Regions from separate parts of the Homo sapiens genome. Here regions 2, 3 and 4 are each linked to region 1. A link is a loop called in an ENCODE intact Hi-C map of the cell type or tissue named here. Cell type or tissue: heart left ventricle. All regions are shown on one strand. Each heading gives the region's core, and the rest is flanking DNA. Links, peaks and the distances in the headings are about the cores only. Region 1 holds the start of EDNRB (endothelin receptor type B). Region 2 holds the start of LINC01069 (long intergenic non-protein coding RNA 1069). Region 3 overlaps OBI1-AS1 (OBI1 antisense RNA 1). Region 4 overlaps OBI1-AS1 (OBI1 antisense RNA 1).

The links. Peaks named below come from ENCODE experiments on the same cell type or tissue, not always from the same donor. Only the 100,000 strongest peaks of a DNase experiment are listed, where the experiment ranks them.
Region 2: a loop joins it to region 1, with 2.3 times the contacts of the local background. A loop is called at or near these places in 9 of 110 quality-filtered maps.
Region 3: it touches region 1 in a loop (2.1-fold over the local background); 4 of 110 quality-filtered maps call a loop at or near these places.
Region 4: it touches region 1 in a loop (3-fold over the local background); 10 of 110 quality-filtered maps call a loop at or near these places.

The regions. Positions count from the first base shown.
Region 1 is chr13:77,915,979-77,923,564 of GRCh38, forward strand. EDNRB (endothelin receptor type B) reads right to left here and starts at 2,853. Exons shown (of 7, transcript NM_001122659.3): 1 at 2,113-2,853. The coding sequence starts at 2,595. RefSeq lists promoters at 2,782-3,854, 2,844-2,958 and a cis regulatory region at 3,210-3,219. In heart left ventricle, for the core only: CTCF peaks have their summits at 2,858 and 3,097; DNase peaks (open chromatin) are centred at 2,863, 3,133 and 3,563; H3K4me3 peaks cover 3,560 bases; H3K27ac peaks cover 3,706 bases.
Region 2 is chr13:77,987,938-77,995,523 of GRCh38, forward strand. LINC01069 (long intergenic non-protein coding RNA 1069) reads right to left here and starts at 6,836. Exons shown (of 3, transcript NR_108076.1): 1 at 6,678-6,836; 2 at 1,435-1,671. In heart left ventricle, for the core only: no CTCF peak of the experiment used is centred there; no DNase peak of the experiment used is centred there.
Region 3 is chr13:78,101,284-78,108,869 of GRCh38, forward strand. The region is part of intron 1 of OBI1-AS1 (OBI1 antisense RNA 1); the gene reads left to right. Among named protein-coding and RNA genes, the nearest start is that of OBI1-AS1, 50 kb to the left of the region's middle. RefSeq lists an enhancer at 573-1,772. In heart left ventricle, for the core only: no CTCF peak of the experiment used is centred there; no DNase peak of the experiment used is centred there.
Region 4 is chr13:78,118,289-78,125,874 of GRCh38, forward strand. The region is part of intron 1 of OBI1-AS1 (OBI1 antisense RNA 1); the gene reads left to right. Among named protein-coding and RNA genes, the nearest start is that of OBI1-AS1, 67 kb to the left of the region's middle. In heart left ventricle, for the core only: a CTCF peak has its summit at 3,393 (motif pointing left); no DNase peak of the experiment used is centred there; H3K4me3 peaks cover 550 bases; H3K27me3 peaks cover 316 bases.

The DNA of each region.
Region 1 (7,586 bases), core at 884-5,883:
CAAATACTCATTTAACCAGACAGAGGAAATAAGATGGTTCTGGAAGAGCTGATTTATATCTGTCCTGGAGGCAGCACACCAGAACTAAAAAAATGTTCTCAATCCCACCTTCTACACAGCACTTCAGCTACTGTCTGATTTAGAAAGGTTTCTAACTGGGCTGGACATGTGGGGTTTCCTGACCCCCTAAACAGAACTTTCATAAAATCCTGTGCCAACCTAGCAAAACTAGATTTTAATCTCCCTTTGGGAAGAGATCTTGTTAGATTTATTTTAAATTTATCACAACACCTTGTACTGAAAAGTTCTCAATTCGGTTTTGATGAATTGAATTGAAATTCCTTTGCCAAATTAGAATGGGAAGATTTAGTTTGTGGGACGCCTTAAGAAGTAAAAGGGTCACTTCTGGCCCTCATGGAGTTGTGGCTGCATTTAGAGATTCAATTTCAGCTCTTACCAAGTAAATCCTCACAGTTCATCAGAATCAATTGCCATACAGGATTTTAGGATTTCTTCAATCGATTCCCCCATTTCCGGGGGTGATTCCCTTTAGAGAAAACTATATCCTAATCCACTCTCACCGCTAAACCTCAGAAATGTTCGGAATTCCCCTTAAAATATAGCTATTGGGTTAGGATTTTTAGAGATTTATGAAGGGAAATTTACAGGCATGCCTTATGGTAACTACTCCTGCCAATAGGTCAAAGCATTCCCTACAACATTTCCCAACTTTACATTCCATTTTTTTCCCCTTGTACTGAAGTACTGAAGTCAGGGCTAGCTATAGGCAAATCTGCAAAGCACAATTCCATTTCCTTACACTGTGATTGTGTTTTTATGTGCAACTTTCTATTGCTGCTGCTGCTGCTGCTGCTGGGAAAGTTTTAAATATTTTCATATGTCTTTGAAATTTTCCAACTGTTTTATTTAGACTGCTTTTTTTTTTTTAACACCATAAAGCCTCAGTAAGTGGGCACTGGCAGCCTTATTGTGGAATTGAGGAAACTGAGGCCCAGAGGTGCTGGGATGTGTCTGGAGTTCCAAAGCAACCTGGAGCAACCTGGCTCTTTGTGTGTTTCTACTGACGCCCATGGTAATCACACAATAATGTTAACTACCGAAACCCTTACAGATTTTGAGTGCTCCTTGGTCTTGTCCATGAAATAATTGATGGGGTGCCATCATATAGCTTGCACTTTGGAACCTGACAGATTGGGTCTGATCCCCAGCTCCACCTCTAATTCATTTACTTTGATCATCCTACCAGTCATCTGTAAACTAATTGTAATATCTACTTGTGGGCTGCTGGAAGGAATAATGGAAGTAACACATCTCACCCAGTCCTTGGCCCACTGTAGATATTTAATACAAAGTAGCTACAGTCCGTCACAGCAGGTGAACTGTGTTTTTCCTACTCACCAGTCTGGATCTCTTTTTTCCAGGCCATTTATTTCCTAAATACCTACTTTGTACCTGCTACTTTCAAAGTCTTCCAAAACAGTCCTTCCCAAAGTTAGTGGGCATATCAATCACATGAAGATCTTAAGATGCAGATTCTAACTTAGTAAGTCTGAGGTAGCCTTGCATTCCTAACAAACTCTCAGGTAATATTGATGCTGACTGTCCATGGACCACACACTTTTGACTAGAGGATGTACCCCATTAGGTGCACTTAGGGACTAGATCCTTCAGGACTAGTGGTTCTCAAACTTTACAGTTCATCATAATCACATAAAGGGCTTGTTAAAATACAAATTACTGTGCTCCACTCCAGAGTTTCTGATTCAGTAGGTCTGGGGTGAGGCCAGAAAAATCTTCATGTGCACCAAGTTCCCAAAGTGATACTAACATTGCTAGACTGGGGACTACGCTTGTCCTAAGCTTAGCAGAGGTCTACTGAAGACCTGAATGGAATTTTATTCCAATGGTTACTGACTTTTATGAGTGGACAGAACCAAATGGAATTTGGTTCCAAAGATTACTGACTTTTAGGAGGGGCAGAACCTTAAGAGGGAGCTAAAGGGAAGCTCCCTCTACAAGCTTTCTCATCTCCCCGTCTCCAACCAGGCCCCCTTCCTCAAGCCCACCATGATTTCAGCAGGCGCCCTTTACCTTGTAGACATTGATAGGGATGTCAATGACGATGTGCAGCAGGTCTCCCAGAGCCAAGCTGGCGATCAAGATATTGGGACCGTTTCGCATGCACTTGTTCTTGTAGATAATTCTCAGAAGTGTGGAGTTCCCGATGATCCCCAGCACGAACACAAGGCAGGACACAACCGTGTTGATGTATTTGAAAGTCTCCTTGATCTCGATGGGTCCTTGGCACGGGGGAGGGGAGATGGTGCGTGGCGGAGATCCTGCCGTCCTGTCTCCTTTAGGCACCTCCGCAGGTGCCAACGACCGCGCCAGACTGGCGTTGGAACCCTTGGGCCATAAGGTCTTAGTGGGTGGCGTCATTATCTCTGCGGTTTGCAAAAGCGGAGTGGCCCTGTCAGGCGGGAAGCCTCTCTCCTCTCCCCAGATCCGCGACAGGCCGCAGGCAAGAACCAGCGCAACCAGGGCGCGTCCGCACAGACTTGGAGGCGGCTGCATGCTGCTACCTGCTCCAGAAGGCGTCCGGTGGCCGCTCCGCAGTTTCAGAGCCTAGAGACAAGCAGAGGAAGGAAGACAGGACACTTGGGTCAGCTGCCCGAGCCAAGTCGCTGCAAACGCTAATACCGCCCGCAGCCTCTTCGCCAGTATCCACGCTCAAAAGTAACTCAAGTTTGCGCGCCAGTGGGAAACTTGGCGCTCATGACTCGCCAGCGCGGGTCGAAACTCCTTCCTGATGCCCTCTCAGCTGTTTTTCTTCCCCCGCGTGGCCAGGAGGGGTAAATAATATGCAGTGGGGCGGGGCGTTCTGGAAGGGGTGTGCCAGGGAGGGAATGATGGGGGTCCCAGGCAAAGCTCCGAACTCTTTCACGTAACGGGAGGAATACAGACACGTCTTAGTTAAGCGTGCGTGGGAACCGCGGAATTAAGGCACCTAGAGGCCAAGGGCTTGTGTCAAGCTCTGCATTTTGCCCCGCAGGGGAACCTCTATACCCCGCGATTGAACTCGAAAGACTCCTCCCGGCGGATGAAAGCCGCTACTCCCTGGCTGGCTGAGCTACAGCTCCCGCAGCGCGCCCAGGAGTGCGCCGGAGATTCGGAAACCCGCAGAGACTTCTCAAGTCAGCAGGAACTTGGAAACCGCTGTTCCCTCCAAACGGCTTCAAACACTCGCGCTCCTTCCTTTACCCAACCTAATTTTAATTTGCCCTCTCTATAGGCTTAATTTTTATTTTTTTAAAATCCCAAACTAGTAAGCCAAACCGAAGCCCCAGAATAAGGTTCAATCAATGATTTTAATTCAACACCAAGCCCGAATGTTTACCTCTCGGATCTGACAAACCAGATGCAGAGCGACGAATGGAGACCACCTTCCCGGGAGGCGGAACCCAGCTGGGTTCCAGCCTGCTCTGGGAGAGGAGCACGCCTCCCTTGAGCTGCAGGCGGGTCCGGCTCTGACGAAACGCTGCGAGAATGCCAGACAGTGTAGCCTCCACCGTTTGCTCGGGGTCTCTGCTGCCATCAGACAAGTACTTTTATTCATTCATCCCTTCCCATCAATCACCGCCAGACTCCTCCCGCGCCTTCCGACCCCGCTGCAACCTTTCCCCTTGGGCGATGCCTGGACAGCATCAGTAGTAGTTGCCCGAGGGAGGGGGGCAGTCCTCGTCCGGGGACAGGTCCCAAAAGGCTGTTTATTTGTTAGAGTTCTACGCTCTTCAAATGAACCCAAATCAAGGGCAAGTTATCACGCACCATGTGACACCCGGCAGCTCCAGACTAGAACAAGGCTCTGCACTGAACGTGATAATTGAACTTTTAATGCCAAGTGTCACTTTTCTTTCAGGTAAATGTTCCGCCGCTGTGATATTTAAGGTTGGTTTGTGGGCGCTGCTCTTTGCTCTGCTTCATTTTGCCCTGAAGTTTCATTTCAAGCCAACATTAACCCCAACACGGAACAGCTCGATCTTTTCTTCCCAGGCCCTCTCACTGCCCCGAGAGAGGATTACAAGTACTCCTCATTTTCCCCAGTACAGCTCTTCTCCTCTCTTCCTGCCACAGTATCGGTGTTAGGCAATCTCAGGCATTTTTATACTGTACCTATGACAGACTTGATGCTTATCGGAGACATGAAAATAATCAGAAAGCTGCCATGCAAATTCAACATGATATTTATTTACCAGGTAGAGCAATACAATAAGGTCTTTCTATCCATTCTTGAGCTCCATGTTTACCGCAGAGAGGAAAATAACAGCGACTGGTAGTTTTGCCCAGAGATTGTATAAAAGAGGTCAGGAAGTCAGGCTTGGAGATGCACTGGAGAGTACTGTGCCGTCCTCCAATCAGCAAAATCCCTACTGGATCTGTGGAACTTCAAACCCAGAAGCACCCATTCCATGTAGCAGTTTCACCCAGAGACAGGAGGCTCGTTTTTTGCTTCATGTTAGTTAATGGAATAGATGGGACAAGAACCTTGGATTTTTGGCTCTTAGGCAATGCTTTCTGGGACAGTGGAAGTAGAAAATCAATTTCTATTTAAAAAGGTGAACTTTAAGTGTGAAATGTGGTTAGGAACATGGTTACGGAGTAAGGCTAAAGGAATGAGAAATATGGTCTAGGGTTGTGAGTGCTAATTCCAAATCTGGCTATTTTGAATTGCAGTCCTTATCCTCCCTGTCTCGTAAGAACGAGGTCAACATTCAATTGCTGAGCCAAGTAACAATATACAATGTTGTCTGAATAAGGAATTATATGGAAGCTTTGGAATATGAATATTTTGCTTAGTTGACTCCACCCAGTGTTGGATCTGCCCTTCCTATACAAGCTTTGTTGGGTTCATGCCTATGGCTCCTGTGGGGTGACTTTTCTCTCTCCCCACTGGCCTTCTCATCATCTCCATCTCCATTCAAATTTCCTCCACTGAGTCCTGGAAGTCTGCTCTAATCCTCACTGAGGTCTATCTCTTTACTTTTCTTGGAGCACTTTTGGACTGTTAACCACAACTTAGCAAGCACTTGATCACATAAGAGACATCTATGGGTCACTATTGATTTCGTGTGACTTAATTTCTTTTACAGGACAGGGACTTGAATGAGTTATATGTTCTTTCTGCACCATCCCACTACCTGCCACAAAATGAGCTTAAGAAATATTTTTTATAAATTGATAATGATATTTTAAAGTATTCAGTTATACTTTATTAACTGGTCATTGGGCTCAAGAATAAGGCCAAACAATTTTAAGGTAAATATACACATTCCTCATTTGGAATTTAAAACACAGTATCAGCTACTCCTTACAGGGTCTACCACCTGCATTAGACACCTTTTCACAGTACCTCATTGATTCTCTGATGTTTGTCTTCCAGCTCTGTATTATTTTCTATGATGTTATAGGCAGTGAAACTGAGTCTCAGTAATTCACTTAAGGTCATGTGGCTAGTTAGTTGTGGGACCAGGATTTGGAGCTAGGATTTGAATGCATGTCTAAATGGTTACACAGACTATGCTTTTTATTATTGTAATTGCAGAAAGCCTAAGCAAATTTTTTTCTTATTTTGGGGAAACAGTGTTCTAGACATCAGTAATATGCAATTGAAGTTTAACCTTAAATATTTCACCTTAACATGTAAAGACAACCATGTGAAATGTAAAGAATTGTTCATTGATCTTCATGAATGACTGGGTGTCAGTTTCCCCTTTTGTAAAATGGAAGAAAAGGATTAAAGTTACTTCTTGCTCCAATAAATCAGTCCGACTGACAAACTGCCTCTGTAGGAGTGTCTTAAAGTGCAGAAAAGTGGAAACAGATTCTAGGCCAATATTTTTTTTTAATGTTACTTTCATTACTCATGCCTTGAGCAGTACTGCTATGGATATAGTTTTTTTTTCATCTTATTACTTAAAATCTGTTATCGATAAATTTTATTTATGAATTCACTAGCAACTAACTACTATGTAAATTTCACTTCTATATATGAGCAAAAAGTTGTATCAAATTTTAAGAATTCCTACCTGCAAACTTGTGAACTAATTTTGCATTTATGAGAGGATTTTTTTTTTTTGGCTAGGTAAATGTGGAGTCTTTTACAAAGTTGCTTATTTTAAACGTTTATGAAGTGTCTAGGAAATCTATCAAAATTCCAGATTGGCTAAGATCACTTCTCAAAGTTAGAAAGTTGAAGATAGACAATGTCCCAGTATTTCCTTTAAATGCTTTATCTAGAAGTTCCTGAAGACAGGGTTTAATGCAATTCGGAATTCATTTCTCAAAGAGGTTTGCCATGGGGAGCATTCCCAAAATAAACCTTTTCGCCTGGTGACAGAACAAAGAAAAGCCCTTTTAGCCACACAAAAAAGTTAGTACTTTCATGTAATCCTCTTGAAATGAATGTGCCCTCAAAACCTATGTTGAACTCTCTAAATCATGAATGCTGAGAGACAAGGTGTGCGAAAAACACAGAAAGAGTTGGTTCAACTGGTTCTCCACATATTCCTCTGGGACCAGATTCAATGATCAAATAGTGGTTGAAGTAAGAGAATAAAAAAGTTTTAAAGTGACTGCAAAAGTCAATAGCAAACAGCATGAGAATTTCTATTTCTTGAGTTTTCTTTTCTATTAAGTGACTGTAGCTATCTGGATCCATGATAAAGAATCTTTTTTAATTAAGTATAATGTATGTACAGTGAAATGGACAGGGCTTAACTGCAGCTTGAAGAGTTTTGCCAAATGTTTGCAATCCTGTGACCCATACCTAAGGGGCTCTTTGAAAATTCATTTATTCTTTAAAAGTGGTAAAATTTGAATATTTTAGATTTGGACGCTATTCCTGTTAAAACGCTCATTAAGACACTATTTCTGCTTTATCAACTTATCTGATACATCTTATCAGCTTCTATAACTAAAATGTCACTCATAAATTAGAGGTGTGATTAAATGAGAGAATCTGACATTTGAAACGTTATCAATGATTGCTTGATGGTACCAAATTACACTTCATTCCCTGATGTAATTAAAATTTGATAGGTTTAATGTAACTAGAAATAAGACTTCATTAATTCTTTTCTGCCTATAGAAAATATGAGAAACAGACAGGATACATTCTTTTTTTCTGAGAAAAGCAACATAGTTCAGCTATTTTAGGCTATGGTCTACTTTAATTAAAATTAGACAATAATTTGCTTTCCTACTTATAACTTAAGTAATTTTTATATTCCTTTCTTTGACATATTTTTTTTCACCAATCTCAGTAAAACAAAAAATGAGTGTAACCTGGTCTACAAACTTCTTAAAACTGTTCACAGAACTTTTGTAACAACTTTGAAAAGATATTAGAAATTCCAGTCTAAGAAGGCAGTCGGACCTGTGCCGTCTTGGTTTGTCAATGCACACTGTATTTATTAAATTATTCTTAGGCCACTCAGTAATGGAGAAAACACTATCATTACTGTATGTCAGCACAGTCTTATCATGTGTAATGCACTCTTTGGGGA
Region 2 (7,586 bases), core at 1,555-6,554, 73 kb after region 1:
AGTAAATTTATTTGTATGTTATTGTTGCAGCTGTTAAATGAGAAATTTAATTTTCTCTCCTTAATTCAGTTTGGCTTTCTGACATGTTGCTCTTCTCTCCTTGAAGCAAGTGCTGTTTGCCCATTTTCCTTACTCCAGTGCCTGTCACATAAAAGGGCTTAGTACATATTTCCTGAAGTAATGACTTATCAGATGCATGGTCAGTGCCCCTAAATCTTGCTTCTCAGTGTTAGTTTGGAGCCTGAGAAAGAATGGCAGCTTTGGAAAAGTAAATTTAAAAGTCAGAAATCATTAAAATGCACAAAAATATCCCAAAGTAAGGTTTTCATGTGATTCTACCACAGGGCTTATTGATCTTTTCTCATATTTAGGCTTTGTTTCTAGGTGCCCAATAGAAGCTACCAAAACTTTAATAGTTGCTAACTCCCACTTTTTCATTATACTCTTGCTAAGTTGAAAAGTCCTCTCCTCTTAGAAACAGAAATGACTGTGCTATATATTGGAATTTCCAAAAGCCACCAGACACCAATGATACACCACAGATGGGTGTCCCTGAGAGTAGAATTAGAACTACTCCCCTCAATGTGGCTGCTGTGTCATCACTAGTGTACTGCAACCCCTGCCAAGGCAGGACAGGGGGACGATGAATGCCAGCTGGATTCCAGTCCACTCCCCAGACTGAATGATAAGGCTCTACCACCGGGAATGGATCATGTCTGTTCAAAGCCACAATGGACAGTGTCCTCTTCTGTCATTGCAGCTACACCATCCAAACTCCCCAGATCCCTAAGGAAACTCAGAAGAACATGAGCAGAACATCACAACAATGGGTGCACACAACTCTGATAAAACATGTACATTTAAGGGTCTCTATTCTCTCTAATAGGTTAATTCAGGTGACATGATAACAAAACTGCCATCTACAGTTTGGGACAGGTAGGGATGAAAGAGGATAGTGGAATGGGATCTTTTCAAATTTATCCAGTGGGGTAAATGGAGGATCATTTGTTTCACGGTAGCAACATGAAGTAACTATAGAAGATTATTTTCAGAGAAAAACAAAACAAAACAAAAGCCACTACTAGTCTGCCTATTATGCCTGAAATGTCATTGTCTATCTATATACTTGCAAAGGCTATTATCTGCTGAATTTAAGCAGTAAAAACATCAGAAAAACTAAATAATGGTCTATGTATTGGAAATATTTGTAACAGTTTCTTACATTCATAACATTAGAGCACAAACATATTCCCCTCTCCTTTTCTTTTTCTCTTTTGAATTTTCAGTAGAAGGGAACGACAATAATAGGTATAACTTTTATTGGATTATACTTTAATTTAGATCACTGAATTATGTATACCTATAGCACCCAAAATGCTACTAAAGTCAAGACTCTACATTTAAATAATAAATAAGTAATCCGGTTTTACTCACATCCATCTTCCATGATGGTCCAACTAGACACTCCCCATTGTGACTGTTGATGGAAAATTCTTCCATGTTTGGAGAAACCACAGTTACTGATTAGTTTTAGCTGTAAGAGCTCTTTCCTCCTTCTCATCAAGCCTAGGCAAGGTTCCACAAACAATATTTTTTCCCGTTTGTCTCCACTCAGAAGTTCTTAATCTCTTCAGGGAACAGGGAAAATGCAGGAGTCCCCTTTGTACATCACTTGAAATAAATAAAAAAATTATCCAAAACTCATATCATTACAGGAGTGACTGTTACAAAGAGAAAGAAGCAAATTATGGTGACTAGAAATGACAAGAGCTTGGATTTTTCTTATTTTTCAGCATGAAATTCTGAGCTTACAACCTGCAAAATCCTATTATAAAAGTAAGATAACTGCCATATAAAAACTGAAAATCATGCAAATATTTATGTGTGATCCCACTAGTTCACTCCATAATTTTTTGGAGTGTAAAAAACATTTATGATTTTAAAAATCACATCCAATAAAAAAAAAACAGAGTCATAAAATAAAAGAAGAGGAACACAGGCTCTGCACTGCACTGAAACATTTTGAAATATAAAATGAACAACCAATGCTTTACAGCAAAAATATGATCTCATCAACAAGGTAGGAAAATGAGCAATTGCCTTTTAAAAGGCCATAGGTTACTAGCACAGTGGTTGTGAGAATAGATGTTTGAGCCTAACCGTTTGGTTTAAAAATCTGACTTTTCCACAGAGTTCTTAATGTAATATTGGTCAGGTTGCTTCATTTTCCTTATCTGTTAAATGGTGATACTCATGGTACCTACTTTATCTTGTTATTATGACACTTTGAGGAGTTAATAATGGGAAGTACATAGAAAAGAGCATAGAATAATGGTGTTTGGTAAGATTAAGTTATTGTTACTATTCTTCAATTTCTAATATTTCAAAAGAAATACAGACCTGCACTGAAGAATAATTGACTTCCTCATGCTTCAAAGCTTCATTAAATAATAACAAATAGTTGATTCCTTTTTCAGTTGGGAAAGCAAATTCAGTCAGTCTCTTAGAATATTACTATAAATTGTTTCTGAATTAAAACTCATCCCAAACAAATGAGGAGATACTTTTCTGTGATTTATGCTATAGTTTGGAAAAAGGATACTGTTGTGCCAGGAGTTGAAAACTGTACTGAGAAAGTCTATTCATGCTGACTGCAAATATTACCAGTGGGAGGAAAATCGAGTGTGTCCAATTTCATCACTGATAAATCTAGAATGATAACAGATCTGCGTTGAGGGCAAGGTCTAGGAATGCTCTTCTTATACACAGAATGTTTTTGCTTAATTTCATGCTCTACAGTTTAAAGGTCATTTCTTATAAAATTATAATAACTGATGAGGCAGCCAGTGTCCCGCCCTAGAGATTTCTATCTTATTTTATAAGATAAAACTAAGGTTTCCTTTCAAGTTAAATAAGGATTATAATCTTCTTTGTGCAAGGGGAAAAAAAAGAGTATTCTTACTAGATCACCTTGGTAAGATTTGTGATTGTTTATCCTACAAAATATTTAAGTTTTGAAATTATTTCCTTTTTCCTCCAGGAGAGTATAAAGTTTTCCCTTGTGATTATTTGTTTTTCTTCAAAGCATATTAGCCCATATTTATCACAGCCATGGTCTCCATGTCAACGAGAGAAGATGCCATGTATCTCTTAATTTAGCAGCACTTTTTGTTCGGGTTTCCAGATAAAGCACAATACAAGTTTTAAATATAAAGAGAACAGGCTGTTTCTCACAAAGCACACTGGTGTTCATAGGATGCGAAACTGGGCCCCCGTGGTGTTTGATAAGAAAGGAGTTCCTAGCATAAAGATATTTTTAGCACATCTAATAAAACATCAGTTCCATCTGCATTTCCTTAACATGTTGTGCTAAATTCTCCCTCCAACATTCCAGGATTAGTTTGTTACCCAAAGTGACAGGGAAAAGTCACTTTAGATTTTTCTGTCACCATAGGAAAAAATGAAAAGCTGTTATTATATTAACATATGTTTCTCTTTCTTTATCAAATACACAACAGCATTTGGGTCTCTACTAAAAATTATCATACACTTTAAATGATGAACTGAGCCTCTTGAACCTTTTTATTTATTTTGGGACTATAACATCAATATGTTTAAATCAAATATTTATTTCTGTGTCTGTTTCAGACATGACTCCTAATAACTGAAAAAATAGAAGTTTATGTTTACTTCTCTACATCTCTTTCCCTAAACAATTAACTAACAATTAGCTGTTGACTTCTTCATTCACTGAGATCTTAGTTAAAAGAGTATATATGTGTGTGTGTGTGTGTATGTATGTATGTATACACGTACACACATATATATACTATTATATACTATATATAATAGTGTATATATATATACACACACATACATGCACAGAGAGAGAACAATAAAACATAATGAAAAGTGATATTTCAAAAGATCTGTTAAGTGAAATCTTAGTCAAAATATAAGCTAGTTGCCAATATATAGAAAGGTTTATTATGCTATAATTGGTTTTGTACATGATTTGTAATATCTCTCCCTCTTCCATGCATGTAATTTTGATTTAATACCAGGTTGATAATTACCTGGCCAAAATTAGATTTCTTATTCATGTAAAGGTAGATATCAAATTTACATATCAGTAATGCAAATGGGAAAAAATTATTTGGGGTAATTTATTTTGATTGGAACTATTTGTATCACTGCTCAATAAATCTATTATTTGATTTTATTTCTAAGGCATTATTAAAGAGATTTGTCAGAAAAAATACATTTATATATGTGTTTATATATGTATACACATATACACATATAATAAAATAGAAGTTGGAGATATATATGCATGTGTATATGATTGTTTGTGTGGTGGTACATAGGACTACATTACAGAATGTTTTTCTAAAGTTAGGAATTTAAAGGGTGAATATCATACTAGGCCACATCTTTTGAGCTGTAAAAAAAAAATCACTAAATTTTACAGATTTGAGGTTTTAAGCTTAAAATTTTAGTTGCATTTTTAAAAACTTGAAAGCAGTTGACAAACTGGTTTCAAAAAGAAGAATTAATATTGCAAACATGAAATTACTCATAAAGCTAAATCTAGACAAGATAGAAATAAATTTTTGAACATTTAAAATCCAAGTTTATTTTTAAAGCACATATGTTTTACATTAGAAGGTGTAGCCGTACCAATCATCTCTTCCTCTAAAATATTCAGAGTACATTTTTAGAACATTGTAGCAACACTTAAATGCCAGTGGTTCATTATTTTAAAAGTGTTGCCCCTTTTAACAAATGCATGATTAATATTGAAGTATAGCTTTTATTCTCTTTTTAAGGCTTCAGACATAAAGTCTATTTTATGGTTTATAAACTAATGGGAGACATAGTGACTTCTTTCATTGCTAGGAAGATTTTAAATGTTCTTTTTGGGAGGCATAGGGATTAATTTTTTTTTTCCTGCTTGAGAAATGTTACCTTCTGAGAAAAAAGCAAGGCACTTTTTCTACTGTTGTGATTCCTTAAAATAGTTTTCTTCCCTTTTGTTTTGTTTATAATACCCTTCCCAACTCCCTTGGTCATCTGAGCATGGCTGATCACTTCACGTCTCTTTTTTTGATTCATGAATACAGAATTCTAACTTTATATTAAAATGAAGAACATATTTAGTTCTCAAGAATAAGCTCATCCTGGGAATATATTGCATGTTGGCAGATGTATTAAACCAGAAAAAGAACATAGGAGGGATGTGGCCCTCCTTGTGAGCAACACTCTCATGGTTGAGTCCTTACCGAGGGTTAGGAAAACATCCTGGTATATACATTTGAAGCTTATTGGTTTCCTGAGCTAAGATTAGGGATTAGGACAAGAGGTGTGGCTGGAATCTCTTCCTGAAGATTGTGATTCTGGGACTCGGAGGAGTCAAGACCAAGGTTCCCACAGCAGAGCCAGAAAAATAAATAAATAATTAGGCCTACACCTCTGACATTTGACCACCCCCTTGGGTATTGTGTCTTGGTCCTAATATATTTTGTTTTCCTAGTTTAGGCTGGAACTGTGTAGAGCATTGAGCAAATACTTTGTTCTTACCAAATACATATATATTTTTGGACTGTACAAATACTAAATAAGAATAACCATATACTTTTTTTTTGAGATGGAATTTCACTCTTGTTGCCCAGGCTGGAGTGCAATGGTACAATCTCGGCTCATCGCAACCTCCACCTCCCGAGTTCAAGCAATTCTCCTGCCTCAGCCTCCCGAGTAAGTGGGATTACAGGCATGCGCCACTATGCCTAGCTAATTTTGTATTTTTAGCAGAGACAGAGTTTCTCCGTGTTGGTCAGGCTGGTCTCAAACTCCCGACCTCAGGGCATCCACCTGCCTCGGCTTCCCAAGGTGCTGGGATTACAGGAGTGAGCCACCGCGCCTGGCATGTAGTCCACCAAGGAGGTGTTGAGCCTCTCTCTTGCTAGACAACCTATCAGGCAATATTTTCTTATAAATTACTTCAATAATGATTACTCTTGAATCATTAACTTTGTACATTTTTTCCAGATGAGGATTTGTGCTAAAGCTTCATTTAACTATTTTGGGGAGCTTGTTACCACAAAAGAGTCAGGACAGGCTCAAAATCAGCCAGAAGTTTACCTATTCAATTCAACAAAACAAAACAGGTACCTATGATATGCTAGGCTGGATAGCAGCTGCTGGAAGGTTTAGAAATGTATTGCCGTCTCTTATTTCTTTCTGTCTTGGATTTCGACTTATTTCAAAAATAAAAATAGCCACACTGTTGAAGACAATATGACGGAGACTTTGGAATCAGACAGATCTGTCCCAAGTCTGTGACTACCAGTCATGCAACCTCAGACCATCATCCAGTCAGAGCCTGGGCTCCTGTAAATGAGTGTGGTCACCACTCACTCACATGCTGCAGGGTTGGACACATGCCAACATACAGTAGGGGACATGGGCTAAACATCCGAAAAATGGAAAATGCTCTTATTCTCAAGGCCAGGCCAATGTCTACATTCCAAAATAGTAGCATTTTAACCTATCTATACATTTTGAATTGTGAAAGAATTCATTGCTTCTTAAAAATATAGTTGACATTCTAAGCAGAGCTGAGTGTTGACTAAAATAAACTGGGCTAGTAGTTATCATAGAAATGTTGATAAGATTACCTGGTATTCATTATACTTAAAAGCAAGACTGGTCCTAGGTAGAAGTGACAAGCTACTTCAGTCTGTTTTTCCCACCTTCGTACCTCCCATTCATCTTCCTTTCATAATTCACACACTAACTGCCCAGAAGCTTCTTTCTCTGCCTTGACATTGTTAGGTGGCCTATTTCAGTAAAAAGCAGTCTCTCTGAAGTGTTGGCTGGTACTATTTAAAACTCTGTTAGCTCACTTGATGCTCTGCATTTTAATAGGGGTCTCTTGAACACACAGGAGTTTTATGTATTTTTGTTTTTTTCTGGTTTTTTTTTGTTTTGTTTTTTTGTTTTTTTTGTTTTTTTTTGAGACGGAGTCTCACTCTGTCACCCAGGCTGGAGTGCAGTGGTGCAGTCTCGGCTCACTGCGACCTCTGCCTCCTGGGTTCAAGCGATTCTCCTGCCTTAGCCTCCCAAGTAGCTGGGATTACAGGCATCTGCCACCATGCCTGGCTAATTTTGTATTTCGGGTAGAGACGGGGTTTCACCATGTTGGCCAGGCTGGTCTTGAACTCCTGAACTCAGGTGATCTGCCCACCTTGGCCCCCCAAAGTGCTGGGATTACAAGCGTGAGCCAACACACCCAGGCACACAGGAGTTTTAAACCCAGGAGAATTGTGCTGTCATGTTAGGCAGACTGTCTTCTCTGTAGCTACTCTCTCTCTCTCAGAAAGCTCATCGATTCTTATGACATTAACTTTCATTTTTATTTTTATTATCCTTAAAAATATAGGTCAAAGCTATCTGTCTCTTTCTCCCAAGTTTTGGTACTGCAATTTCTTAATGGACATTTCAGTTCAACAGATATTTGTGAGGCATCTCTTATTACATGTGAGACGAGGATCAATACTTTACATGTATTTAAAATAGACACCAAG
Region 3 (7,586 bases), core at 1,721-6,720, 190 kb after region 1:
CCTCCAAAATTTGTTTAGCATTTTTCAAATGATTTGATGACAACAGAGGCATGCATATGTTTGTGACTTTCCTAAGTCATATAGCACAAGGCTGGCTGAACTCAATAAAATGTAAGTTCATAGATTAATTGAGCAAAGTCTACCCTACTCACACCTGCCAGAGCTGAAGTAAGGCATTCTCCTGGGTAACAGAGGAAGATCATAGGTTGGAAAAGGCAAGTATTCCTGAGGGATCACTACTCTTTCTTCTTGGAAGGAAACTTATCTGCTTATCCATGTCCCTTGATTTTCTGCTTTGTTCATTCAACAGGCCTGGCTTTATTTGAGGTGATAGGAGAATCAAGATGTATCATTGCACACAACATTCTCAGGAGAGTCACCAATGCACCTGCCCTTTTTGTGTTTTTACTGAGGAAGCTCTGCATAAGCCACTTTATGGAGCATTCCTGTTTGGGACTGGAATTTTGGAATAAGAAAAAATATATAAGACAAGACCTCAGAAGCACATGGAGTGGGCAAAATTCAGTTCCAATGTAGGAAAAAAACAAAAACAACCTTTGGTCAGGGTCAGAAGTGGATCTTTTCTTTTTTTTTTTTTTTTTTTTTTTTTTGAGACGGAGTCTCGCTCTGTCGCCCAGGCCGGACTGCGGACTGCAGTGGCGCAATCTCGGCTCACTGCAAGCTCCGCTTCCCGGGTTCACGCCATTCTCCTGCCTCAGCCTCCCCAGTAGCTGGGACTACAGGCGCCCGCCACCGCGCCCGGCTAATTTTTTGTATTTTTAGTAGAGACGGGGTTTCACCTTGTTAGCCAGGATGGTCTCGATCTCCTGACCTCATGATCCACCCGCCTCGGCCTCCCAAAGTGGCCCTAGGACTGTTTCTACTAACGACTCAGTCCAACCTGGAATGGGGTGAATTCTGCACCCTCACTGGGGACTCTGGGATTGCTGGAGTGGTCTCAACATGATAATATCTTGGTCAATAGAAGCTTGTTCCATTGCCAGTGCTTTATGCAAGATGAACCAGCACTAGCAGCCAAAGAAAGTAAAGATTGAGCAACAGCCCCTTTCCTTTTCTGTCCCAACTTCCCTTCAGAGCAGCTGCATCCAAGTCCCAGCAGATGTTAGTGTATGTGGGATGACCTTGCAGATGGCTGCATCAGGGCAAATTTCTGAGTTCATGAGTTTCTCTCTCTGTCCCTTCCCTCTCCATCCCTGGTAGCTGACGGTGCTGGAGAGAAAGAGAAGTTTTCAGTGGTAAGGGCAAAACAAGAAACAAGTCATGAGTTTGCTATTTTTGGATGAGTTATTGCTGCATCACACATTGTTCTTAGTAGTCTCAGTATGACACAGCAATTTTTCATCACTTAAATGCAGTTTTAGAATTTTTAATAACACTTTAAATTGCTAATCATAAGACTGAAACTTGATGTCTTCTAATCCGGCAAAATACATTAGTCACTTACCAGCTCTGTAGTAGCTTTTTAAAAAATTCAGGATCTTGGTCATGAGGGCTTAGGATCCAAATCAATTGCTATATAAATCCTTTTGGAAATGTATTCAGTGCTATAACTACACGTGCACTACCATATTCTAGTATTGTCTTTTTAGTTCCAAAATTTAGTTGTTATAGAAATCAAAGATAGTTGTTCCCAGAGTGTCCAAACCATCTAGGCCAACTGTAATTGAAGAAAGACAATATTGTTTGCAGTCTCAGTATGAATGTGGATTCCTTCTCAAATAATCATTTGCGCTTACCTCTTGGGCTTTGTCTGAAGAAAATAAAAGCAATATCACAAAGTATGCTGTACAAACATGTGCATCTCAACATTGTTTAAAATAGGACTCATTGGAAAAAATCTAAGTACCCTACAATGTAATACTGGTTAAAAGAATTAGATTCATAAAATGGGATGCACGGGACCAATTTGAAACAATATTTACTGATATGAAATCATACTTTAAAAGCACCTTAAAGGAAGAGAATAATAGCAAACCAAAACTATATAATTAATTTGTCAAAATAACATATACATACATAGAAAGTTTATTAACATATAATTATATATTCATTAAAAGTCATCTATATTATCATAGAAAAATACTATCTCTACCTTAACAATAATGATTACTTCATGGTAGAATTACAGACTTTTTTTTCTTACATGTGGCATGTGTGTGTGTTTATGGATATGTATTGCTTGTGTCATAATAATAGAGTTATATTAAAATATTATAGATTTTAGGGTAAAAGGGCAGAATAAAGCCAGAGTACAGAAGTCCTCTCACCCAGTAGGTAATACAGTGAATCAAATATTATATAAATAAGTGAAAGTGTTACAAAGTTCACCCAACAACAAAACAAGAAAAGAGGAGGAACCACATGTCACCAAGTTCAAAATGTGGTGATCGAGGCAAACTGTCTGGCATGGAGCTGAATATGGAGACTCCTATCTTTACTCCCATATTACAGTAGCAGAATTGGAGAGATAAAATGCTCAGTGTTCTTATTTAAAATTGTACCTACCACCACCAGGTTAGAAAGGAGCATGCAAGCTGAAGCTGAGAGGATAAGAGAGTTCTTCCAGGATGAGTCAAGGAAAAATCCAGTAGAGAAAAGGCCACACCAACAGAGGCAATAGAAATGGACCAGAGAAAATCCTCTGGAGAGGACTGACATTTTCCAGGACTTCCTGATGAATTTCAGAAAAAATTCAAAGTCCCAGTAGATTCTCTTTTAGGACTAAAATTCTTTCCCAAATAAGTGAAGTGACCTCCTCTGAGGGACGCACATAGACTCTAATGAGCTCTTCCCCACTTCCATTTTCCTCCTACAGACACTTAACCACTGCCATCAGGTTACAGAAAAGTGGATGAAACAGCTAATTTGAGCCTTCAAGGGGGCCAAGTGGCTGAAAGAAATAGATTTGCATGAGTTACTCATCTCAACCAGAAAGAAAATGCAAAGAATTGGCGTGGAAATTGTGACAATATACCACATTTAAAAAATAAAAATCCCTTAAGACTAGTTCTGGAAGGAAACATACCACAAGGAACAAATGAAATTTCCTTTCAAATTCAGCCCACAATAAAAGAGTTTAGTTATTATTATAAGTTGACTAATACAAGAAATCATTGGTGAATTAAGAATGCAAATAACATTATTACAGAAACAGTATCTTAAAAATAACACCCAGGGACAGAATAAATGGTTGAATATCAAATTACTTTTCCAGAGAGACTTGAGATAATTAGAGGAATTGCTAAGAAAAAGTCAATAAAAATTATGGAGATAATAATAAAATTTGATTTCAAAGATAGTCCAAAATAAATCAATAAAAATGTAATTGGACATTTAAAAATAATTAAAAGGGTATAACTGGATAGTTTGTAAAACGAAGGATAAATGCTTGAGGCAATGGATACCCCATTCACCCTGAGGTGATTTTACACATTATATGACTATATCAAGGTATCTCATGTAGCTCATAAATACATACACCTATGTCTCCACAAAAATTAAAAATTAAACAAAAATGAAAACCAGTGTCCATGAAACAGGAAATTCAGTAAGTAAAACAGAAAAAGTATTGAAAGGAATAATGGAATAACACTTTTTTCTGAAACATATATTGACATCTAGAGTTTTTAATGAAGGGTAGTGTGTTTAAGGAAACACATTATCATCATCATCATCAAGCAACCAACACTGAAAAATAGCACGTTTAACTTGTTGAACTTCAAGAATAGAGGAGTAAATTTTCAGGTAACAGAAAAGAAAGCCACGTCTAAGGTGTAAAAACAAAATATGTTGGGGTTTGGTTTCTTAATGCTAACATTAAATGCCAGAAAACAATGGAAAATTCTACCCCTTGGTCTCTGGCCATGAACCTCCCACAGAAAAATGATGATATTTGTTATAACATTTACATTTGGTGCAGCATTTATGGCATGTATATAGCAATAGCACCAACACAAATATGCCTAACATTTGGAGAAGCCAGTACGGGGATAGATTTAAAGAAACAACTGATTTGTCCTGTAAACCCATTATGCACTTTTTTATATCCTTGTGTTAATTTTATTATTCTTTCCCCCCTTGACCTACTGTTATTTGTGTCTTATGATAAGCTTGTGAAGAACTGTTTAACACAGAATTCAGAGGATGATTAGCCAGATCCAGTTCTTCCTCAGGCTAGTAGTTATTGTGCATAAAATAAAAATGGTAATACATAAGCTGTATGTCCTGAAGGAGCTTTAAGTCAATCTCCCAATACATTTTATAATCAATATTAGTATTGTCATAAGTCTTATTACTTAGTGTAATTGAATCTTACCAACAATGCCAGTATTACACAATATTATAGTATGAACATGGTATAATTCAGTTTCATTACAGAATACACAACAAAGTAGTAAGAATTACAGAGGTATTTGCTTTGCCTTCCCAACAGAATCTACAACTGAGGACAAAGCCAATCATCTCATCTCACCTTACAGGCTCAAATCTAGACTGGTTTCCATTGTGTGTTGTTATTATGTAACAGGGCTCTCTTCCCTCCAATGGGGAAGTCATGAGTAGTATTTAGCAAACTATTCTGGGGGCCAGAACTGTCACAAGACATCAGTGTAAATCAAAAGTGCCTCCAAAGAATTTTACATGTTTGGGGAGTCATAAGATTCCCATAGGTGTGCCCCTTGAGCTTCAGGAGCTAGAATAGAGGGCCACTGACTTATGCCCACTTCAGCTTCCATGTGTATTAAAATAATTGAGGCCCTATTGGGTCCAGGCACAAATCCTTTCCCAGTACTGGGTTTTAGCAGTACCCTACGTTATTTATTGAGTCTTCGTGACCCACTTTGCTAAAGCCTCATTATATTTCCAGGGCTAACTCCCATCATTTGCCCTCCTCGTGGAAGAGAACCCTCTCTATTCTAGTTTTCCTCTGACTGCCACTCCTCATTAAAAGCAAACACAGCTTGTCTCAGGATAACTAGACTGACACTTATCACACCAGTGCAGTTAGGATACATGTCTTACACCCCCAGATGTTGGGTCTTCTGTACTAGAGTTAGATGAGAGGTAGTCACTCCTTGATGTACTTTGGTTTGAGTGTGCCATGAGGCCTCCCACAGCGTTTCTTGTCTCTGGGTGGGACTGTTCCCTAAGGGATCCACCAGGTGATGCTCACTGCTTTAATCCCATCAGGGACCCATTGTATTTCTCTATTTTACTTGGTAGTTTTACATCTACAAAACAAGGATGATGTACATTTGTGCATAGCACACAGTGACATGTTGGGCTGGCTGCTGTTACGATTTGCCCATTTTAATCAGATACATTTCTAGGCATTTGGTTACACAGCGATCAGTCTGTTGGGAGCTACAACATCACAGAGTTTGAAGTCCCAGTAGGAAGAAGTTCTCAGAAATTCCCTCCCAAATAATGTCTACCTTTTGAGGTACAGGTAGCCTGAGAAGTAGGAGTCCAAGGCATTGGCATATTATTAAAGTTTCATTTAGTTATTAACAGCTTGTCCAGTTTCCCATCATATCGTATGACCAGAATGTCTCTTAGTGATGTCAGTCAGGTTTGTAGACTGCTGTTCAACCTTGCCAGTTTCCAAAAACTAGGCCTTGGCAAACATATAGCTTCATTTTCTTGGACATCTGGTATAATTGTGCTGAAATACAATATTATTCTCTTGCTCTGAGCTTCATAATGTTGGATTTCTCTGGTTGCATAACCCAATTATTTATTCTTTTACTCCAAACTACTATTTCTCCCTCTCCTCATGTGTTATTTATTTTTATCCACACTTTTTCTAATATCCTTGGGAGAGGACATTAGGTTTGGCCACTATGCTGGCCCAGATTGCTAGTAGCAGTACCAGTGTAGCAAGGGCTTCTCCATCAGTCTACCCCCAACCATATGGGGCAGGGTTACATAGGTATGGAATTAGTGAGATATACCTGACCACTTGGCATCACAGTAACATTCACTGTTAACCCCAACTTTGCCAGATGGGGTGAAGGCACAATCTACTCTATTAGGCCCTTAGGAATTTTGACACAATGGTCTAAAGGTATATTACAGCTTCTTGCTTAAAATGCAACCCTGCTTCTGGCACCCACAGTTGCATTCCTGTCCCTGGGATGACTGATACCAAATTTTGAAGAAGAAATGTGACTTAAAATAGTGTAAGTAGATAACTTGTCAACTGAAATATAAAGGCAATTGTCAGACAATTTCAACATACAAATAAAAGGAAGAAAAGAATATCTATAATTTTTCTCCAAAAATACTTGATGACAAAGAGCAGCCAACAGAAATATAAGTGGAAAAGATTCAAGGAAAGGAGCACACAGTACTAAGAGACAATGGAGAGCCATGTCTGCAAAATTCTCTGGGAAAGGAAGTTATACTAAAAAACAAATGGTTCTTTGATATATCGTCAAAGCTAGACATTTACAAGAAACATTACCTTGCTGCATGAGATGGGTGTGAGCCTTTCTAAAAAAAAAAAAAAAGGAAAAAAAGAACACAACTGATGATGGAATCAAGCCCACCAAGAAGTAAATATCTTTAAAAAATCAGGGATGGAGAGGCTGATGCTGATGTAAAAGGAGTGGTGGTGATAATTGAGAACATTTAAGTATAGAATAAAGATTAATGGTGGGAAATATATTAACGAGATAGAATGTAAGTGTTATGAACCTTGACACATTTTAAAGCAACAGTATAGCTGACAAAATCTTGAAGAATGGAGGCTCAAATAAATGGGGAGCCAACATACCATAGCACATTTGTTACAGTATGGACTCTGGATCCAGACCACCTCTCTTTGATTCTCTACTCTGTCATTTTTTTTTTAACTTTTATTTTAAGTTCAGGGGTACATATGCAGGTTTGTTACATAGGTAAACTTGTGTCATGGGAGTTTGTTGTACAGATTATTTCATCACCCAGTTATTAAGCCTAGTAACCATTAGTTATTTTTCCTAATCCTCTCCCTCCTCCCAACCTCCACCCTCCAAAAATCTCCAGTGTGTGTTGTTCCCCTCTATGTGTCCATGTGTTCTCATCATTTAGCTCCCATATATAAGTGAGAAAATGTGGTATTTGGTTTTCTGTTCCTGCGTCAGTTTCCTCAGGATAATGGCTGTTTTCTAGCTTTGAATTTGTCAGAAAGTCAGTTAATCTTTCTGTACCTCAGTTTCATATTTTTCCCAAGACTGGAGAAAATCTTGCCCAAAAAGATCATGGTGATGATCTTCAAAATTTTGTCATTCTTTGACTCATTCTCTGACCTACCTTCTCAACCACTACACTTGGATATCAAGAATTCAGATAACACTCAACATGTTCACTAGCAACCTCTAGAATTTACCCCTCAAACCTAATCCTCTGCATATCTGTAAATGTAGGCCAAATTTTTTTGTAATTATGCTTGGCCTTTTTGTCTTTCTCAAACATCTCACATCTAATCCATCAGCAAATTCTGTCAGCTCTACTTTCAAAACACATCTAAAACCCAACTGCTTCTCACCATCTTAACTGCTAGCACCCAAGTCCCAGTCTCCCTC
Region 4 (7,586 bases), core at 1,416-6,415, 200 kb after region 1:
AACTTGAAGAATGATCAAAATAATTAACAGCAATAACTAATGTGAAATAAGGTGTTAAATAGGATTTTTCCGTTGCTATAGAATTGGAACAGGAATCCACAAATGAAAACAAAGAAGAGTTAAGGACCCCACTGTAAAGAGAGAAAGCAATATATTTCTTACTCCCAGCCCCAGCCAGCACTTTCTAAATGGCAGAGCCAGCCCAGCCACCACTGACATAAGCATCCTTTACTTCCCAGAGTGGTAGAGAGGACTCAGAAAAGGGAAGGCCATTCGGGGCATGGGCCTGGAGGGAAATTTAGTGTTACTAATGAAAGATTTTTACCTTACCACCCTGTGATGGAAGAGAAGAGGTTCTCCTACCCAAGTGATAAAAAAAGACCCCTCCCAAATCATAGACATTGGGGATGTCTGCAAGGAGAGGGAAACTGACGTCTACTCCCTGGCTGGATGCTCATTGAGCTGTGAAATCTTTAGGCCAATTATTTTGACTTGGTTTAGCTAAGTAGACTATAGTGAAGGAATTCTGCATTATCTGGAGTTGTCAGTTTTGCATTTAAGGCACTAAAGACTGCTGTTCTTCCAGATATTTTAGGAGATTCAAAACTTGCTGGTGTAGACCACACCAGCCTGAGAAGGATAGCACGACTTTTCTGATCTCCACAACACAGGGAAGACCTCAGGGGTTCCTTTGGCTCCATATGAAGGAGAACAGAGTTCACAGGTGATTCCAAGTTAACCAAGTGGCCATCACACAACACAAACAGTGCTTACCAGGAGGGAAGGGCAGAAGGAAGCATTCTGCTTTCCGAGATGGTCAAGAAACAGTGAGCTGTATGCCATCTCAGAAAAACCACAAATCTAGTTTTTCTAGACACAATCTAGTTTGAGACGGCATGTCAGCAGAGACCACCAGCATCAATGGAACCAGACCAAATCAGAGAATACCAGAGATGCTGCTACACCACTGATGTGGGTGGTTATAACTGAAGATTCCTTCAGCATTGCTTCTTGCTTGGTGAAAAAAAATATATATTTCTTCCTCCTCTTGTCACCCTTCTCCTTTTCCGCCCTCTCTGCTTTCTACCCTCTGCCTCTTCCTTTCTCTCTCTCCTTTCCCTACTCTCCCTCCTCTTCCATCACTATTACTACCATTCTTCTTCCTCTTCTCCTCCTTCTCTCCCTCTTCCTTCTCCTGTACTCTCCTCCCTCCTTGTCCTCCTCCTCTCTACCTTCTTCTCCTCCTCCTTTCTTCTTCTCATCTTTAATTCAAATATATTAGAAAGAGAGAATGTCAAAGAATGATGTATAAAGAGTTGAGTAAAAGTTTATTTGCGAATGTGTGTTGGGGCTAAGGAGCAAGACTTGGCAGGGAAGAAGGTGGTAAGAAGGCAGAATAGACACTGCTGACACTGCAGCAAGTCTTATAGTGGATGACTGTCAAGCCAATCCAAATATTTTAGACTCCAGCTGTATGAACAGATGTTCCCAAATTGGTGAACTGTTTACATTTAACAGAGGACATTTAATCTTTCAAGAGACTCTGATCTAAGGTTGTCTTCTTTTAAAAGTTAATATGTCTGTCATAAGACTTTATTCCTAGTAGCAAATATTTAAAGCAACACTTTTTAAAGAAAGTAGAAACTGGTATGATGGTGTGTGCTTGCAGTGCCGGCTACTCAGGAGCCTGATGAGGGAGGGTCACTTGAGCACAGGATTTTGAGTCTACCCTGGGTAACACAGTGATACCTCATCTCTTAAACAAACAGAAAAACAAAAAACGAAAGTAAGAAAGTTGTGGAAAATTGCAATTTAAAATTATAATTTCTTAGTAAACATATTAGAGACTGAAGTTATTTTGATAATATTTTTTTCCAAAATCATACATGATAGATGTGTCAGTCAGTTTCACACTGCTATAAAGAACTTCCTGAGACTGGGTAATTTAAAAAGAAAAGAAGTTTAATTGACTCACAGTTCCACATGGCTAGGGAGGCCTCAGGAAATTCACAATCATGGCAGAAGAGGAAGCAGGCACATCTTACATGGCAACAGGCAAGAGAGAGCCTGTGAAGGAGGAACTGTCAAACACTTATAAAACCATCAGATCTTGTCAGAACTCACTCACTATCGTGAGAACAACATAGGGGAAACCATCCCCATGGTTCAATCACCTCCCACCAGGTCCCTCCCTTGACATGTGGGGATTATGGGGATTACAATATGAGATGAGATTTGGGTGGGGACACAGAGCCAAACCATAGCAATAGGATATGGAGTTATATAGTAGACTTAATTTTTTAAAGTAAGTTTTTAAAATTCTGAATAATGCAGTGTAACTTTTTGTAACTCTAGCATAAAGATACCTCTGTATGTATTTATGCAACAAATTAGATAATCTCATAATTCACTGAGCGTAAAAGATGAACAATATGCCACATTCTAGATCGTCTATATAGCCACGGCTATATAGACAAAAGCAGATAGAAGGTTTAGAAAAACGTTTGGATCAAAATGCCAAAGACTTAACTAAGTACCATATTATATGAGAATCAAAGGAAGAGATAGTTTTGTGATCTGAATTATTTGGATTGATTGCACAAAGTGACAACCAGAAAAAAAGAACAGAAAAACAATAAAATTATTCTTAGATGAAAATTTTATTAGCTTCTCTTTCCTCTACTCTAGTGTAATATTTTCTTCATTTTACACACACTTTAAAATTCATCTAAGAAGAAAATATAAGATTTACATATAATTCAGATACTTTTTCTTATGAGCTAGAGAGGCCAAAGAAACAAACCAACAAACCAAAAAACAATCCCTTCCATTAAACCCCTGAGTAAAAGTCAGGAAGTTGATCATATGCGATGATGTGACACCTCTTAATCACGGAGAAAGGACATTGATGAATAATCAGCAGGATAGCAAAGGTGTAGTGCAGTCACTGATAGGACATCAGCAGTTACTCCTGGGAAAGTGTAAGAAATTTTAAGGAACAGCAGAAAAGAATGAAGGACTCAGCTCCCTAACAGAATCAGAGAATTCATAGGCTCAGATAAAGGTGACTCGTTTCTGTATTTCTATGTCAGAAATATACAGGAGCTCATCCCCCCAAAAGTGAAGCAGTCTATAGTCACAAATTTTATTTTGGAAAAATGAAACAAAACCAGAGAAAAACTTAGAGCATCTTTACACAAGCTTTTTTTTTTCAAGTGCTTTTTGTTATTCTAATGGATCCTATATTCAAAACATTCCAAGATAATCAGTGTCTCTCTGCAGGAAACCCTGCTGATTTTAGGGAAATGATTAATAATCGGTCACTTTCTCTGCCCCTTTCAGCTTCTCTTAAGTTTAGTGAGGAAGCTTAAAGAATTCTTACACCTCCCCCTGCTGGCAGCAAACAAGAAGTGCAGGTTTGGTACGTAAAACACGTTCACACTGAAAATAATGGCTAAGATCAACTTTTGATTCTAAAAACAAGATTCTTTCCATCTGTAATCCGTGAAAAAGTTTGAAACATGAATTTAAAACATGAAAAGTAATAATAAAGTTTTGGGAAGTACTGCTTTTCAGAAGTCAAACAATGAGTATTATGTTAAAATATTTAATTCAACAGCATTCCTTCAAAAATTTATATTTCTGAAATCTGACTCCAGAAATGACTTTGTTGTGACCTTTACGTCTTTTCAACTGTGTCTCTACTTGCTGCCATTCTCTCTATAGATCCCATTATTATCCGTCGCGGAGACAGGAGGTTCGTCAATCACTTAATCTGCTCCCCTGCACTTTCCAACTCCCTTGCTGTTCTTGCTTCTGGGCGGTACTGATGGGTCACTTACGGGTCCACACACGGAGGACCCAGCCCATGATCCCCATCTGCCTCTGCTGCGGCAGGTACTGCAGATGTTCCAGAGAGTGGAGTGTCCATCAACCTAGATGCTTGAGAGCCTATGTTGAGCAGGGGCCTCTGTGTGTTCCTCCCCTCATTGACCTACAGCTGAATTTGAGTGAGAACTACCTGTTAGGTGTTAAGCAATTGAGAGTTCATTTGTCCTGAAAATAACAACGTAGCTGATGACTTTAGAATGTAAACCAAAACATATCTGATACAAGTCTAAATCAATTTACAAAGTTTATTTTGCCAAGGTTAAGGAGGCACACCCCTGACACAGTTTCAGAAGGTCCTCACAACATGTGCCCAAGGGGTTCAGGGCACGGCTTGCTTTCATACATTTTAGGGAGACGTGAGACATCAATCTATATGTCTAAGATGTACGTTGGTTTGGTCTGGAAAGACAGGGCAACTCGAAGTGGGGCAGGGGCTTCCAGGTCATAGGTAAATAACAGACAAATGGTTACATTCTTGTAAGTTTCTGATTAGCCTGTCACTGAATATACGATTTACAGGAATAGTCACTTATGCCTTAGTCTGGCTTAGTGAAACAATAGGGCAAAGGAAGCAATCAGATATGCATTTGTCTCACGTGAGCAGAAAGATGACTGAGTTCTGTCTGTCCTTTATCCACAAGGAGTTTCTTTGCAGACAAAGTGGGAGAGAGGTATTTATCTTTTTAATCTTTGTAGCTGTTTTATTTAGGAGTAGAATGGGAGGCAGATTTGTCTGCAGTACTTAGCTTGACTTTTCCCTTTGTTAGTGATATGGGGGTTGCAAGATTTATTTTCCTTTCACAGGTATATTTGCACCTTTCACAAGAACATTAAGAACAATCCTGAGCATTCTTCATGTCTCGTTTGATCCTTACCACTGCCCTCTGCAGTACTTTATATAGATGTTATTAGCCACATTTTGTATGTGACAAAACTCTGGCAAAGGTAGATTAGATGCATTGTTCCAGGTCACACGGGCAAGAAGTGATGGAACCAGGAATCAACTCAGATTCCAAATTTCCTCAATTTTTATTTCGACTTTACATTGTCTCATAAAACAAAATTCACAATTATGTAAGATTAATTACATCAAGTTGAACATCATCACTTTGTTTAAAAAGTTATAGGGGCAAATACATTTAACACACAAAAAATTATTAAGTCTACTTTGTTGAAAGCACTACTGTAAGCATTGCAAGATATACAAACAAGTATGAGATGTAGTCCTTATCTTCACAGAAATTACACTCATGCTTGGAAGCCCAGTCAAAGAAACATGGAAAGCTCAAGAGCAATATAGAAAACTTTACAAATAGTCCCTGACTAGTTGTCAAGTTAGCTTTTCACACATTAGGTGATCAGTAAATGTTTGCTGGGGAGAAGGCAGAGGACAGATCACGAAAGAAGGGTGGAGAAGAATGGTGAAGAAGGTGAGTGATGGGATTATAGTGCAGCTTCCCATCCTATAAGAGAGTCAGGCAAGGCTCCATGGAGCAGGTGTGGTTTAGCATAAACTTAATGGATGGGTAGGGTTGTATTCAATTGTATTGAATGATGGGCAGGTTTTATCATTGCCACCAAATTATGAAGGGCCCTGTGATGGTTAATTTTATGTGTCAACTTGGTTGGGCCATGAAATGCCCAGATTATATGTGACTTTGGGGGTGTATCTGTGAGGGTGCTTGTGAGATTAACATTTGAATAAGTGGCCTCGGTAGGTTGCCACCCCCAATGTGGGTGGGAATCATCAACCCCTTAAGAGCCCGAATATAAGAAAAGGTGGAGAAAGGAAGAATTCATCCCTTTTGTTCTGCCTCACTACTTGAGTAGGACATCCCATCTCCTCTTCTACCCTTGAACCGGTATTTACACCATTCATTCTCAGACTAAAACTGAATTACACCATTGGCTTTCCTGGGTCCCCAGCTTGCAGAATGCAGATTGTGGCAATTCTTAGCCTCCATATGACATGAGCCAATGCCTCATAATAAATCTCCTTTTTATATACAGATAGATAGATGATAGATAGAGGGTAGATAAATATAGGGACATAAATATACACATAGATATAGGTATATATCTCTGATTTGTTTGGTTTCTCTGGAGAATCCTGACTAATGTAGTTCCTATTAAAGAATTTGCATTTATCTTATAGGCAGAAAGACATCCTTAATGTTTGTAGAATATTGCACTGTCAGTAAAATATCTTAGATAGTGCATAAAGGAGGTATAGGCAGAGACCAGCAAGAGAGATCATTAATATACACACAGTTATACATACTTACATTATGTTATCTATAACCATGTCTCTTTATGATGTCTACAGATATGACTTTTCAAATTTTGTCTGAATCAACTATTCACCTGTACAAAAAATGACATCTGTTAACAGTTTTATTCTAGTCAGTTAATTTCCATATTCTTTAAAACAAATGAAGTACAGTAGATGAAGTATATTGAACATTATTTTTATTGGAGGAATACATACTTATGGGTTTGTCTTAGTCTATTCAGGCTGCTTTAACAGAACACTATAAATTGGGTGGCTTATAAGCAACAGGAATTTATTTTTCACAGTTGTGAAGGCTGGCAGTCCAAGATCAAGGCACCAGCAAATTCATTGTCCCATGATTTTGAGGAGGTCCCACTCCTCATAGATGGTGCCTTCTTGCTGTGTCCTCACTTGGCAGAAGAGAAAAATGGCCCCCTTGAAGCAGCATTGTTGTCTGGGGTTAATATCCGGGATTCATCATCTCGCACCAAGAAGATTTAGGACAGGGACACACATGAAGAGTGGGCTTAGGAGCGGTGGTGTAATAGGCAAAAGAAAGACAAAGGAGAGTAGCTCTCTCATGAGAGAGAAAGAAACGGGGGGAAGGGGGGAGAGAGAGAGAGAGAGAGAGATCTGAAAGGGAAAAACTGGCATGCAGCAGACTGCTCCAGGTTATTATTATTATTATTATTATTATTATTATTTTGAGACAGTTTCATTCTTGTTGCCCAGGCTCGAGTGCAGTGGTGCGATCTCGGCTCACCACAACCTCCACCTCAAGTGATTCTCCTGCCTCAGCCTCCCAAGTAGCTGGGATTACACGCGCACACCACCATGCTCAGCTAATTTTTTTGTATTTTTATAGAGACGGGGGGTTCACCATATTGACCAGGCTGGTCTCGAACTCCTGGCCTCAAGTGATCTGCCTGCCTCGGCCTCCCAAAGTGCTGGGATTGCAGGCATGAGTCACCACACTGGCCTGTGCCAGATTTTATAGGCAGGCTTGAGGAGGCGGTGTCTGATTTATGTGGGATGCACAGATTGGTTCTATCAGGTGTGACATTTACCTGGTGCAGCAGGAAAGGCTGTATGGCCCCACCCTAATCTTATGCAAATAGGCTTTCTACTTGGCCATCTTGTCTGCTCCTTACTGTACATGTGGTTGGCAAAGTGAAGAGAAGATGGAGCCGCCATTTTGAACATGCCTATTCCTGGGTAGCCTTTTCCTATTGGCGCAACTGTCAGCATTCACCTGTGCAAGCTTCTAGCTTGCTTGTTTATGTCTGCAGCTCAATTTTACAGGCTACTCTGCATTAGAAAAGCAAATTATTTGGGGGCTGCTTTTCATTAAAAGGGAAACCTTTCCAAGGACTTCCTTACCCTCACTATCTGCCTAAATAATTTATTTTTAACTCCTATATCA